Regions from separate parts of the Homo sapiens genome. Here region 1 is linked to region 2. Evidence: chromatin contacts called from ENCODE Hi-C data. All regions are on one chromosome and are shown on one strand. The core of a region is the stretch at or near the end of the contact, and the rest is flanking DNA. Distances in the headings are between cores, read along the strand shown.

Region 1 (6,070 bases), core at 3,220-5,719, 340 kb before region 2:
CCTTGCGGGGTTGTAGCTTGATATTATGGGCTGAATTGTGTCCACACCCTCTATCCCCCACCAAATTTCGTAGATTGAAGCCCTAATCTGTAGTGCTCCAGAATCTGACTGTGTTTGGAGATAGGGTTGTTAAAACCGTCATTCAGGTTAAATGAGGTCATCAGGGGGGACCCTAATCCAAAATGACTGGTGTCCTCATAGGAAGAGGAGACTAGGGCACAGGCATGGAGGAAGGCCGTGGAAAGGCTCAGGGAGAAGACGACCTTCTGCAAGCCAAGGAGAGAGACCTTAGGGGAAAACATCTGCTAACATCTCCATCGCAGACTTTCAGCCGCCAGAACTGTGAGATAACAAATTTCTGTTGTTTAAGCCATCCAACCTGTGGTGCTATACTCTGTTGGGCCGGCCCTACCAAACTAATATGCTTGCGGAACGAGGCCAGGGCTGGCTGGTTTCCTATCCCCCACATTTGGGTGGCTGGGAACCTTCTGCAGGGCACAGCTGCACAACTTGGCAAGGTGGCCTTGAGTGCCTTGGCACCTTCTGGGAGCTCATCGGCAGGAGGACTTGAGTTACTCACCCACAAGCCTCCCCAGAAGGGAAAGCCTCCGTAGAATGAAATAGACAGGTATTCCCCTACGAGAACCGTCGCCATGATGGAGCCGAGGCCGATGTGAGCCAGGCCAATGATGATCTGGATGGCCTGTCAGGAGAGCCACAAGCTGAAGTCTTGTTTCTGAGGCTGGGTCCTGCCTCCCCTATGAGCCTCCTTTTAATTTTAATAAATGTTTTATTTTCATGGTCTAAAAAGTAATATGGGAAATACAAAAATGAAATAAAAACTACCTGTAATCTCCCCTCCGCCTGGAGAAAACAACTGTTTACATTTTGGTGTATTCTCCCATTATTCTTTTCAAATATATACCTTGATAGCACAACATGGCCCCCTGAATTTTATTAACTTAATATTTCATCATGAATGTGTCCTCATGGCATTAAGTATTCTTGGAACATATGTTTTTTCAGGGCTGCTCAGATCCCATTATGGATGGTCTGTGGAGTAGTTGAGACAGAGTTATTGGACAGGTAAGATTATTTCTACTTTTTTCTATTATATGTAACATTGTGATAAACATCCTTCTATGTAAATCTTTGCCTTCATCTCTTATTTCTTTAGGATATTGTTATGTGTTAAATTATGCTCCCCTCCCCCAACCCTCCTCCAAATTCATGTGTTGAAATTCTAATGCTGAGTGCCTCAGAATGTGACTCTATTTGAAAACAGAGTTGTTGCAGATATAATCAGCCAAGATGAGGTCACACTGGAGTAGAGTGGGTCTCCAATCCAATATGATTGGTGTCCTTATAAAAAATGCCATGTGGGCCAGGCACAGTGGCTCACACCTGTAATCTCAGCACTTTGGGAAGCTGAGACGGGCGGATCACAGGTCAGGAGTTCAAGACCAGCCTGGCCAACATGGTGAAACCCTGTCTCTACAAAAATACAAAAACTAGCTCGGCATGATGGTGGGTGCCTGTAATCCCAGCTACTTGGGAGGCTGAGGCGGGAGAATCGCTTAAACCCAGGAGGCAGAGGTTGCAGTGAGCCAAGACTGCGCCACTGCGCTCCAGCCTGGGTGACAGAGTGAGACTCTGTCTCAAAAAAACAAAGTTTTCAACTTTATTATGGTGTGAAAGTGACATGAATTCAGTAGAAACCGTATTTGGAGTACCCATACAATCATTCTGCTTTTCATTTTCAGTCCAGTGTTCAGTAAACTACATTAGATATTCAAGAACACTATTAAATAGGCTTTGTGTTAGATGATTTTGCCCAGCTGTAAGCTAACCTAAGTGTTCTGAACTTGTTTAAGGTAGGCGAGGCTAAGCTATGATGTTTGGTAGGCTACATGTATTAAATGTATTTTTTACTTATGATATTTTTAATTTACGATGGGTACACTGGGACATAATCCCATTGTAAATGAAAGAACATCTGTGTATGTTTGTATATTACACACGTGGTAGCAAATACAAATATATTACTTCCTTAAATTCACATAAATGTAAGCAAATTATACACAGTGTCTGCCCCTTACTTTCTTCCATTAACTCCATATCTTGGGGTGTGTCCCTATCATTACACAAAGAGCTTTCTTGTTCTTTTCATAGCTCCACTACATTTTATTCTTTGGATGCACTGACTTAACCAGTATATTACACTGACTTAACCAATATACTGACTTAACCGGTATTATATTGATGGATATTACAATATTTTTGTTATCACAAACCACGCTGCAATGAATAAGCTCATACATATCACAGTTTTTGTGGGCACAGGCATATCTGGAGGATGAAGTTCCAGCAATGGAATTATTGGATATTTTGTAAATTTGGCAGATACAAATTTCCCTCCCTAAGGGTTGTATCAATTTTTGTTCCCATGAGCACTATCTGAGGGTGGAGCTAGGGTTGGAGCTCGGGCAGTCTGCATCCAAATTCATGCCCATCATTCAGCTACACAGTGAAATGGGCCTTTCTTTGTCCAGCGCAGGACAGCCTCTCAGGGGTTGCGGTGACCATTTATGTTGTTGGTTGCCTAACCTGCTTTGTTTCCTGTTGGGCAAATATTTGATTCGATCTTATTGGATTCTGACTCCACCTTGTGGTCTATTTTGGTCTTGCTGGGACCCCTTTCTTCAGAGGCCACAGGGCTGGGCGTGGATCCTGGCAACAGGATCAACCTTCAAGCGTGCTGCTTTTTTGTTGCTTTTCTTTCTCTTTCCGAAAATGCCTAAATCAGAAAATACAAGGTCTGAGCAGAGGCCGCCTGTGATGTTGTGCAGCTGAGCTTTCTAATAGACCTGTGCTTGGCAAGGCGCGATCAACTCAGCCCCACTTGCGGGATGTAGTGTTTGTGTATTTCCCAGGCCTTCCCTTCCCCCTGCCATCACTCCAGCTGTGCAGTCTGTGGCCTGCAAAGGGAAATCTCACTTACCCCCAAGGTTTTGCCTTCTTTCAGAGCTTTCTGCACAGGCTGCCCATTCACATTCGACACCAAACTAGGTGGGTTCCCAGGAACTAGGTGGACTTGCGGCTGGCTGTTTGGATACAGGGGCACGTGAGACATAATTCCTGGGGTCACAGGATAACCATTGTGGGGTGCCACCACCAACACAGAATTGGCCACCGGAACTGCTGAAGTCATCGAATTCATGCTGCCAAGAAATAAATGCGAGAGAATTTTCCCTCACATATGGACTTGTCCTTTAAAAAGGACTTTTGCTTCTTCTAGCTCATTGGAGCATCTTAACCCTCTACAAGTTTATGAATCCCATGTTACAAATAATAGATATCAGTTATAGGGCACTTAAGAGGTGCTTTACAAATACATTTCCTTTCATCCTCTCACCCGCCCAGTTTTACAGATGAGAAAACTAAGACTCAAAGAGGCTAAAGGCTACCAGAGGGCAAGGGGTCCATCTTTTCCATCTTTGTGTCTCTCATAGTGTTTATTTTTTAATTTTTTTTTGAGACAGAGTCTGGCTCTGTCACCCAGGCTGGAGTGCAGTGGTACGATCTTGGCTCACTGCAACCTCCGCCTCCCAGGTTCAAGCAATTCTCCTGCCTCAGCCTCCTGAGTATCTGGGATTACAGGCCCCCGCCACCACACCCAGCTAATTTTTGTATTTTTAGTAGAGATGGGGTTTCCCCCTGTTGGCCAGGCTGGTCTCGAACTCCTGACCTCAGGCGATCCGCTTGCCTCGGCCTCCCAAAGTGCTGGGATTACAGATGTGAACCACCGCACCCGGCCTCTCATAGTGTTTAGAGTGCTGCTTTGCATATGTTAGTACTGGCTGAAAGCAAAAGTTCAGAACTAGAAAATCTCTTGGACAACATTGAGTTCAATTCTCTCATTTTCTGGAAAAGGAAACAGGGTGAGAGAGTGGACAAGAATCCTCCAAGGTCCCAGGTATGTCAATATTAGTTAAATGGAGATTATCCTTCTCAAGGGAAGCCCCATTGCCAAGGCAGTGTCTGTTCATTGGGTGGCTTCCACTGCTCAATTTTCTAGGCTACTTATACATTCTAATGTGGTTTTAAAAATTCTTTTTCTTTTTGTTTCTCCCATCCCCCTCCATGTCCTATCTTTCTCTTTCTTTCTCTTGGAGCAGACTCAATAAAGCTAGTACAATACACTCTGTCTATCCCTCATCCACACTGGTTCGCCGTAAGTCTCACTTGGTAGAAAAACCTTATCACCAACTCCCAGTTACCAACCACCAGATTAAGCAGACTCACCTTGCTCTGCCAGCAGCCACGTATCTCTTGATCCTATTCCTTTTCTTTGCTGTGGGGACCTTGTTTTTTTTCCTGAGAGAATGAATGTACTGGGGCCAGTTGGGTGGTAGGGTTAGAAGGATCCGAAGTCCTCTATTTCCTGGATGCAGGCCAGGTTACATGCTGCTTAGAGCTCAGTTTCATTCGTATTTATTTCCTGTTTTGGTTAATGAGCCAGTTAAATATGGTTTGATTTGACAAGAGTCTATGGTATAATCTCCATGGAGAAGAAAGGGTTGGGCTGGTTGCTCTGGGAGACACAGAAATGAACTGGGCACCCAGGGTGTGCTGTATTTAGCTGTAACATGAGACAGGATGAAATAAACACCACAGAAGAGAGATAAATGTCCCCACAGGAGAACAGAGGAGAAAATGATTTGTTGGACTTGAAGAGATTAGGGAAGACTTCAAACAGAAGGTGGCATATGAAATCAATAAACTGCAGTCCAGAAAGGGATAGAATCACAGCGAGTGAAATGAGACTTGTAATCAACTTAGATCTATTTTCATCCAAGTCAGAGCCAATAGAAAATCAGAAGCCATCCATGGGAGGGCATTCCACATATCTATGACATACATCGTGTGAATTGCACAGTACAAAAACAGCTGCATGTAATAGTCCATGACAGATTTACCGTTGAAGAAGGTGAACAATGAAGAACAAATGAAGTTGATGGGATGGCTAGAACATTGTAAGATGGTCAAAACAAAAAGAACACCGTTGAGGGTATGGAAAGGGAAAAGTCTTGGGGAAGAGAAGGTAGAGATATGTTGGGAATGGCTCACAGTGAAGGACATTGAATGTAAAAAAGATGAAAAGGTAGCTGGAGTCAGACTTCACTTTTTTGTTGTTGTTTGTATTTTTTAGAGACAGGGTCTTGCTCAGGCTGGAGTGCAGTGATAGTTCACTGCAGCCTCAAACTCCCAGGCTCAAGCAATCCACCTGCCTCAGCCTCCTGAATAGCTGGGACTGCAGGCACGCACTACTGTGGCCAGCTAAATCTTAAAATTTTTTGTAGAGACAGGATTTCACTATGCTGCCCAGGCTGGTCTTCAATTCCTGGCCTCAAATGATTCTCCTGCCTCGGCCTCCCAAAGTGCAGGGATTACAGGAGTGAGCCACCATGCCTAACCCAAATTTTACTTCTTTACCCATTTTTTCTATCAGATTCCTGGACCTTTGTCCCTTAATTTTTAAAGAGTTCTTTACATACTAGGGATTTTAGGTCTTTGTCTTTGGTATATTCTCCAATTTTGACAGTGTCTTTTGATTTTGTTTAGGGTGGTTTTCTGTCAAGAAAAATTTTAAAAATTTTTGTAGTAAAATTTATCAGTCTTATCTTTTATTACCTATGCATTTGAGTCATTGTTTGAAAGCCTTTCCTAACACTAAGATTAAACAGGAATTTAGCTGTGTTTTCTTCTAATACTTGTATTGTTTTACTTTTTACATTTTGATTCTTAATACATGTAAAATGTATTTTTTTGTGAATGCTATGAGATGTGGGTCTAATTTTAAATTTTTCCAAAAGTCTACCTGGCTGCCCCAGGGCAATTTATTAAATAGCTCATCTTCTCTTCAGCGGCATTTGAAATGCCACCTTTGTCACAGCCTAAATTTCTATATGCATTTGGTTCTAATTCTGGTCTTTCTTTTACTTTCTATTGGTCTATTTGTCTATTCATGTGTTATTTCAACAATGTTTTAATTATAGAGGCTTTCCAG
Region 2 (6,197 bases), core at 2,185-4,684:
TGATCTTTAATTTGTTCTTTAACACAAGTGTAAGATCTTGTCAGAAAATGGGATTCAGATTTTACCAACATCTGACCCAATACACATGTGATTTGAGATTCTTTTTAATTGATACATGATCTTTGTACATATTTATGGGGTATATATAATATTTTGTTACATGCATAGAATGTGTAATGATCAAGTCAGGGTATTTAGATTATTAACGTTGGTTAAAATTTTAAAAATAATGTTGGTTAAAATTTAAAAAAATTCCATCCTGGCTAACATGGGTGAAACCCCGTCTCTACTAAAAACACACACAAAAAATTAGCCGGGCACGGTGGCGGGTGCCTTTAGTCCCAGCTACTCTGGAGGCTGAGGCAGGAGAATGGCCTGAACCCGGGAGGCGGAGCTTGCAGTAAGCCGAGACCGCGCCACTACACTCCAGCTTGGGCGACACAGCGAGACTCCGTCTCAAAAAAAAAAAAATTTTTTTTTGAAAAATTATTTTATTGATACAAAATGCCTTCCTCTTTAAGTGGTGTTCAGATAAAATCTTTTCATCACTGAATCCGATATGAAACCGCCTTTGCAAAATTATGACTGAGACAGTGAAAGACATTTAACTTAACTGACTCCATTTTGCTTCTAACCTCCAAGCTGTCCTTGTTCATTCCTGGGAGTAGGCTGAACTAACTTTGGGAGAAACTTAGTTTATAGTTTACAGTTTAAACAAAGACAGTAACAGCCCTTTCCCAAAGCAGACCTCTTTCTTGCCTGGGGACTAGATTACTTTTGTAGGACTAACATTAGACACAAGATTAGAAATTATGGTTTAGGAGTCATGCAGCTGGAGGCTACAAGATTCTGACCCTTCCTAAACTGCTCCTAAGAGCAGTGCTTGAGATATTTTGCAGACCCCGATGGATTAGCTGGCACCACCCAGATCAATAAACTGGCTCATCTGATCTTGTGGCCCCCACCTAGGAACTGACTCAGCACAAAAAAGCAGTTTCAGGGTGGGTGAGGTGGCTCATGTTTATAATCCCAGCACTTTGGGAGGCCGAGGTGGGTAGATCACCTGAGGTCAGGAGTTTGAGACCAGCCTGGTGATTCTCCTGCCTCAGCCTTCTGAGTAGCTGGGATTACACGCGCCTACTACCATGCCCAGCTAATTTTTTTATTTTTAGTAAAGACAGGGTTTCACCATGTTGGCCAGGCTGATCACGAACTCCTGAACTCAGGCGATTCGTCCGCCACGGCCTCCCAAAGTGCTGGGATTACAGGCATGAGCCACCGTGCCTGGCCCCACAACTGTTCTTTCTAAGATCCTCAGTAGGGCTAGCTCTCCCCTGCTGCTTGTTTGAAATCTAAGATGTTACTACTGTCAGCTAATAGAAGAGTTCCTCAGTCACTTTAGTAATTAAAATATAGATTTATGCAAAAATCAAAATCCAACTGTCATTCATATTAAAATTTCTTCTTTTCCTCAGTTTGGCCTGCTTTAGGCAGGGCAGCTGACATGTAAAGTGGGGGTCAGTGCTATTTCTTCTCTAACTCTTCACCCTGAGGATTGCTAAGAGGGATTCCTGATCCTCACAGAGTCAGGGGCAGGAATGAGGAGAGAGGAACAGAAAAAGTCTCTCTCGATTGGCCGTTTCCCAACTCGATGTCAGTGCTATGCAGGCTGGTGGATGTTGAATGCATCTGTGGTTCCATCACTGGGATTCCTTGGCTGGGCTTCCTCTCAGTATCCTCATGGACTTAGCTGGCAGCTGACGATTATCCTATGTCCTGTCCCTGGATGTCCATCAGAAAATCTCCAGCCTCATTCTCTTCAAGGTCTCCTTGCTCCCTCCTGATTTCTTTTCAGAGCAAGCTCTAAGACCATCCATGTAGAATCTCTTTCACACAGCATACAGGTGGAAGTGCAGACCACCCCCACACAATCTACTCCTCTTGCTTAATTGTGCCACCATGAGAGCCACTCTAGGGTGGCTAGATGATTCCTGCCTCTTGGTCTTCATGCCCTTTTGTAGTTATTTCCCTGTAAATATAGGCAGGATCTGTGACTTGCTTTGAATAACCAGAATCCTGCAAAGGTGACAGGATGTATGTGATTTTGGGTATGTGATTATATGATCATGTCACAGAAGACTGTAAACTCTGTCTTACTGGTGTCTCATTCTCACCATTGTTGGCCTTGAGAAACCAATTTGTCATGTTGCAGTCTTGATATGGTAAGAGAGTATAAGCAGCCCTTAGGAATTGAGAGTGGTCTCTAGCCAATATCCTACAAAGACCTCGAGCCAACACCTGGCAAGAAATGAGACCATTTATCCTACAACTGCAAGGAACTGAATTCTAGCAATAACATTGTAAGCTTGGAAGTGGATCCTTCTCTAGTCAAACCTCATTTGAGGCCTCATCCCTGCCAATACCTTAAATGGAACTTGGTGAGACCTTGAAGCAAAGAACTCAGTTAAGTCATGCCCAGAGTCCCGACCTGTGAGGTAACAGGTGTGCTGTGTTAAACCTCTACGTTTGGGTGATTTATTATATAGCAATAGATAAAAACACTGGCTATAGAGTAGACAGTCCAGGTCTTAGCATTCTTTGGTTTCTCCTGGTGTGTTGGACTCAAGTTTCTCATTTTCCCTAAACTGCAGAGGATCTACAACATGATCCCCATGCGGTCCCATTCCAGCCTCTCTCTCTGAGCTGGAGATGAGGGGGAGGTTCCTCCTTCCTTCTCCTATAGTGACAGGAGGGAGGAAACCACACAAAACATCAACAATGTCCTTCTAACGAAATTCTCCAGTACAGTTTCCAAATGACATTCTGTTTCTAATGAAATCCTCTTCCTTCAGTCTTACTCAATTTCTTACTCTTTTACTCAATCTTTAATGTTTTATAATCTGGTTGAGAAAACCATGTTTGGCTCTTTTTTCTTAATTTCTACTTGGGTGAATGGGGTTTTATTGTGTAAATTAGGAGCGATTGTCATCTCTATGGCAAAACAAGAACGGGTGGTGGGTGTGGTCTCTTCAGGTGCAGACAATGAGGAGAAGCATGGTCTGTAGAAAATTTTACAACAATAACAAACTGCCATATGCTTTTTAGCATCCATTTTTAAACAATTCTAAACAGTATTGGTAACAGAATACTGCTCTCAGGAGCAACAACAACGAAAAAGATCTAAATTCTACCTGAATAATTACCTGCTCCGGGGGCTGACTCCTCCTTCTGTCCTGCCCCTTGGCACAATTCTGTGTCATCTCTTGTCTTCGGGCCACAGATGAAACTGAACAGAATGCCTCTCCTGTCTATGCTCTGTTATATATCTAGAGGGACAATTTAGCCTCTAGCTTTACACTGCCACATAGGGCTGAATTATACAGAAAAAGTAGTTCCTCAGGACACTTTGCTGCCATCTGCTGGGCAATTGTGAAAAGTACACAAAAAGTGGTTGGAGCCTCAGAGTTGCATAGCTTTCCCCCAGCACACACTTATGTAAGGGTGTTTTGTGTGTGTGCATGTGTTTGTGTAAATGCATGTGCCCCCAGCTATAAGAAAGCATATGGACCATTTAACACTATCGAAGATATGAAGAATCGAGTGCATAATTCCCTCCACATCTTACCATTTTCTTTGGTCTAGCAAGAGTGGTACCAGGAAGCCACTTGAGTGGTCTTGAGGATTCTAGGTGTGCCTGTGGGCAAGTGTTGGAGGGAGGAAGTGAGGAGGGTGTCTGGCTATGGAAGGGTGGTCTAGCTCTATCATCTAGCTCTGGTGTCTGGCTATGGAAGGGTAGTCTAGCTCTATCATCTAGCTCTATCATCTAGGGAAGCGAGGCAGGGAAAGATGGAAGAGGAAGGAAAGGAAGCTCTTAAGTCTTGATGAGATTACATTGTCAGGCTTTGTTCTAAGTGCTGGATATATATATTTTCTCATCCTGTCACCATGGGGTACTATTACATTTAACTATCTTCATTCTGAAAAGAGAGAGGAAGACCCCAAAAAGTTAAGGAAGTTGCTCAAGATATTTTTTTGTGTGTTTGAAGAAGTAAATAGGCTTCTGGGCAGAGTGCTCATACGTCTGGTCTGCTGGGTTGGATATCAGTGACCTTTCTGAGCCTACGCTGACCCTGAGTTTCAGGATCTGTAAGTGGCCCTAAGCTCCAAGACCAGACTTGCCCGCACCAGCAGGCTCTCTACCTTGGCTTTTGAAGCTGCGGCAGAAACAAATGCAGATGGCCAATTGTTATTTTCAGTGAGTGAACGTGGGGGCTTCCTTTGCTTCTGTCCTTAGAAATAAAAATAAATCTTCCAAGCCAGCTGCAACTCTGCCACCATACTTACTCTGACGACTGCAGTAGAATGTCAGCAACAGGTCATTGCAGGAACCTGAAACTTAGGTCTTTGTTTCCAAAGTTTGGGAAACACTCATGGTGTCTGAACATGGGGTGAGAAGGGAAAGGAAAACTGGGTTGTTTATAACTGTTGGGAAACAAAAATGTGCTATGTTTTCATGAGGTTTCTCTTCAATTGCTTTCCATTTGTTTGAGAAGAAATCTACTGCTTGGTTAATATGAAGTATCTCTTAGGCAGAAAGTTTTCCTTCCCATCGTTCTGGAGGGTATAGTTCCTTTGCACTTTATGACTCACACCTGACATTTTGTCCTGAAAAGAGTACTCACTGTTGTCTGAGGGGGCTACAGTGAAACACACAAAAAAGGAGGAAGGCAAGAAGGTCAAATGAGGAAAAACAACTATAAATATTTGCCACTCAGGGACTTTTATACATTTCAGAGCTGTATAAAAATGGTACATTAAATAATAATAAAATAACTTTGAGGTTCATAGGAGACTTATATTTTCTTCTTTTTCTTTTCTGTATTCCTTCTGAAAGAATCAGATATATAGAAAGGTGAGATGATAAATGACTCAGAATAATTTATAATGTTTATATGCTAATTCCAAAACTTTATACACATAGATAAAAATGCAGAAAATAATAAAACAGGTATCTACATATTTCCCCCAGTGATTCAAGTGATATTATCATTTTACATGATTATTTAGATTCACTTTTTTCCTCTCTACAGAAATAAAATGCTGCAGGTAGCCCCAAAGCTCTCCCTGTCTCCTCCTCCCCCTCCCTCCTTCCCCAGAGGTAGCCACAGTTAGGAGGGAACTTCATCTGTCTCCAGCCTCACATTTCCTTCCAGCAGAACTTCCTATAGAGAAACACACCTGTTTCTTTCCTCTCCTTAACCTGGTTCTCTTCAGGGAAGGAGGAATGCTGCACAAAGTTGCAGAGTTTGGAAGGAGGGCTTGGGCTTGTGTGGCTCAGCCCATCTGTGTTTCTTCATTTGTTTTGGAGACAGTCTGCCTGCTAGAAACCACTATCATCTGTTCTTCCCTTCCCTTGCTAGGGTTTGGAGGTGCCTCCTCTTATGGGGGAGGCCTGGGGTGACCCAGCTCTGCCAGTGACTGGTTGGACACATCAATTGAATTTCATTTGGCCTTGAACTGAAGGAATGCTTTTCCTTCAGCATATCAGGAATAAAGTGGTATTTTGGTTTTTCACCTGAGCATTTGCTGTATCTTATTTTGCAAGTCACTGTAAATATGGGACTAGAAGAAAGGGGTATTATTTATATTCCTAGTCCCTTAGTTCTCCTAAAAACATATGTTCAAAGACTAGGAACTTTGAAAAATAAATTAAAGCAAGTACTTGGGGAGATTGATGCATCTGACAGCGCCAGGAGGTAGACAATCGTAGGCAGACAGGGGCAGGAGTCCGGTGAACACCACCTTTAACCCAAAGAGAGTTTAAAGCCTGAAAGCCAAGCTACAAGTCTCAGATAAATCTGAGGCTGGATGGAGAACCTCTCTTCCCATTTGGCATGCTTTTCTCTGATTGGTCCCCACCCTTCACCACCCTTCCCCTGTTTTACATGTACCTACACTTCCATAATTGGCCTTTTACATTGTCATGCCCACTTTTGAGTGGTGTCTTTGTTTTAGCCTTTTCTGCATACTCACAAACTAATCAGCCTGCACTCCTCCATTCTGAGCCCATAAAAGCCTGGGACTCAGCCACATGGGAACTGCCCACCTCTGGGTGAGAGAGACCACCTGACTTTGGGTGGGGGACCATCCTTGTAACCCCCTCTCTGCTGAGAGTTGTTTTGTCACTTAATAAAATT

Evidence for each region. Hi-C counts contacts between places; a loop is a spot of excess contacts on that map. Pooled maps may share reads with other maps.
Region 1: a pooled map shows a loop between it and region 2 (2.5-fold over the local background). The contact joins the promoter of MS4A8 here to the enhancer-like site in region 2. A Hi-C loop is called at or near these places in 2 of 50 pooled maps.

The regions. Positions count from the first base shown.
Region 1 is chr11:60,698,011-60,704,080 of GRCh38, reverse strand. It overlaps MS4A8 (membrane spanning 4-domains A8), which reads right to left and starts at 4,469. Exons shown (of 7, transcript NM_031457.2): 1 at 4,306-4,469; 2 at 3,002-3,221; 3 at 581-703. The coding sequence starts at 3,220. LOC105369321 (a long non-coding RNA gene) reads left to right here and starts at 152. Exons shown (of 6, transcript XR_001748240.2): 1 at 152-342; 2 at 1,027-1,086. RefSeq lists enhancers at 2,424-2,923, 2,924-3,425.
Region 2 is chr11:60,360,873-60,367,069 of GRCh38, reverse strand. No RefSeq gene overlaps it. Among named protein-coding and RNA genes, the nearest start is that of MS4A7, 15 kb to the left of the region's middle. RefSeq lists enhancers at 3,085-3,184, 3,275-3,354. Within about 2 kb of position 3,434, at least 2 of the 41 ENCODE cell types and tissues checked have a DNase peak (open chromatin) inside an H3K27ac peak, as active enhancers do.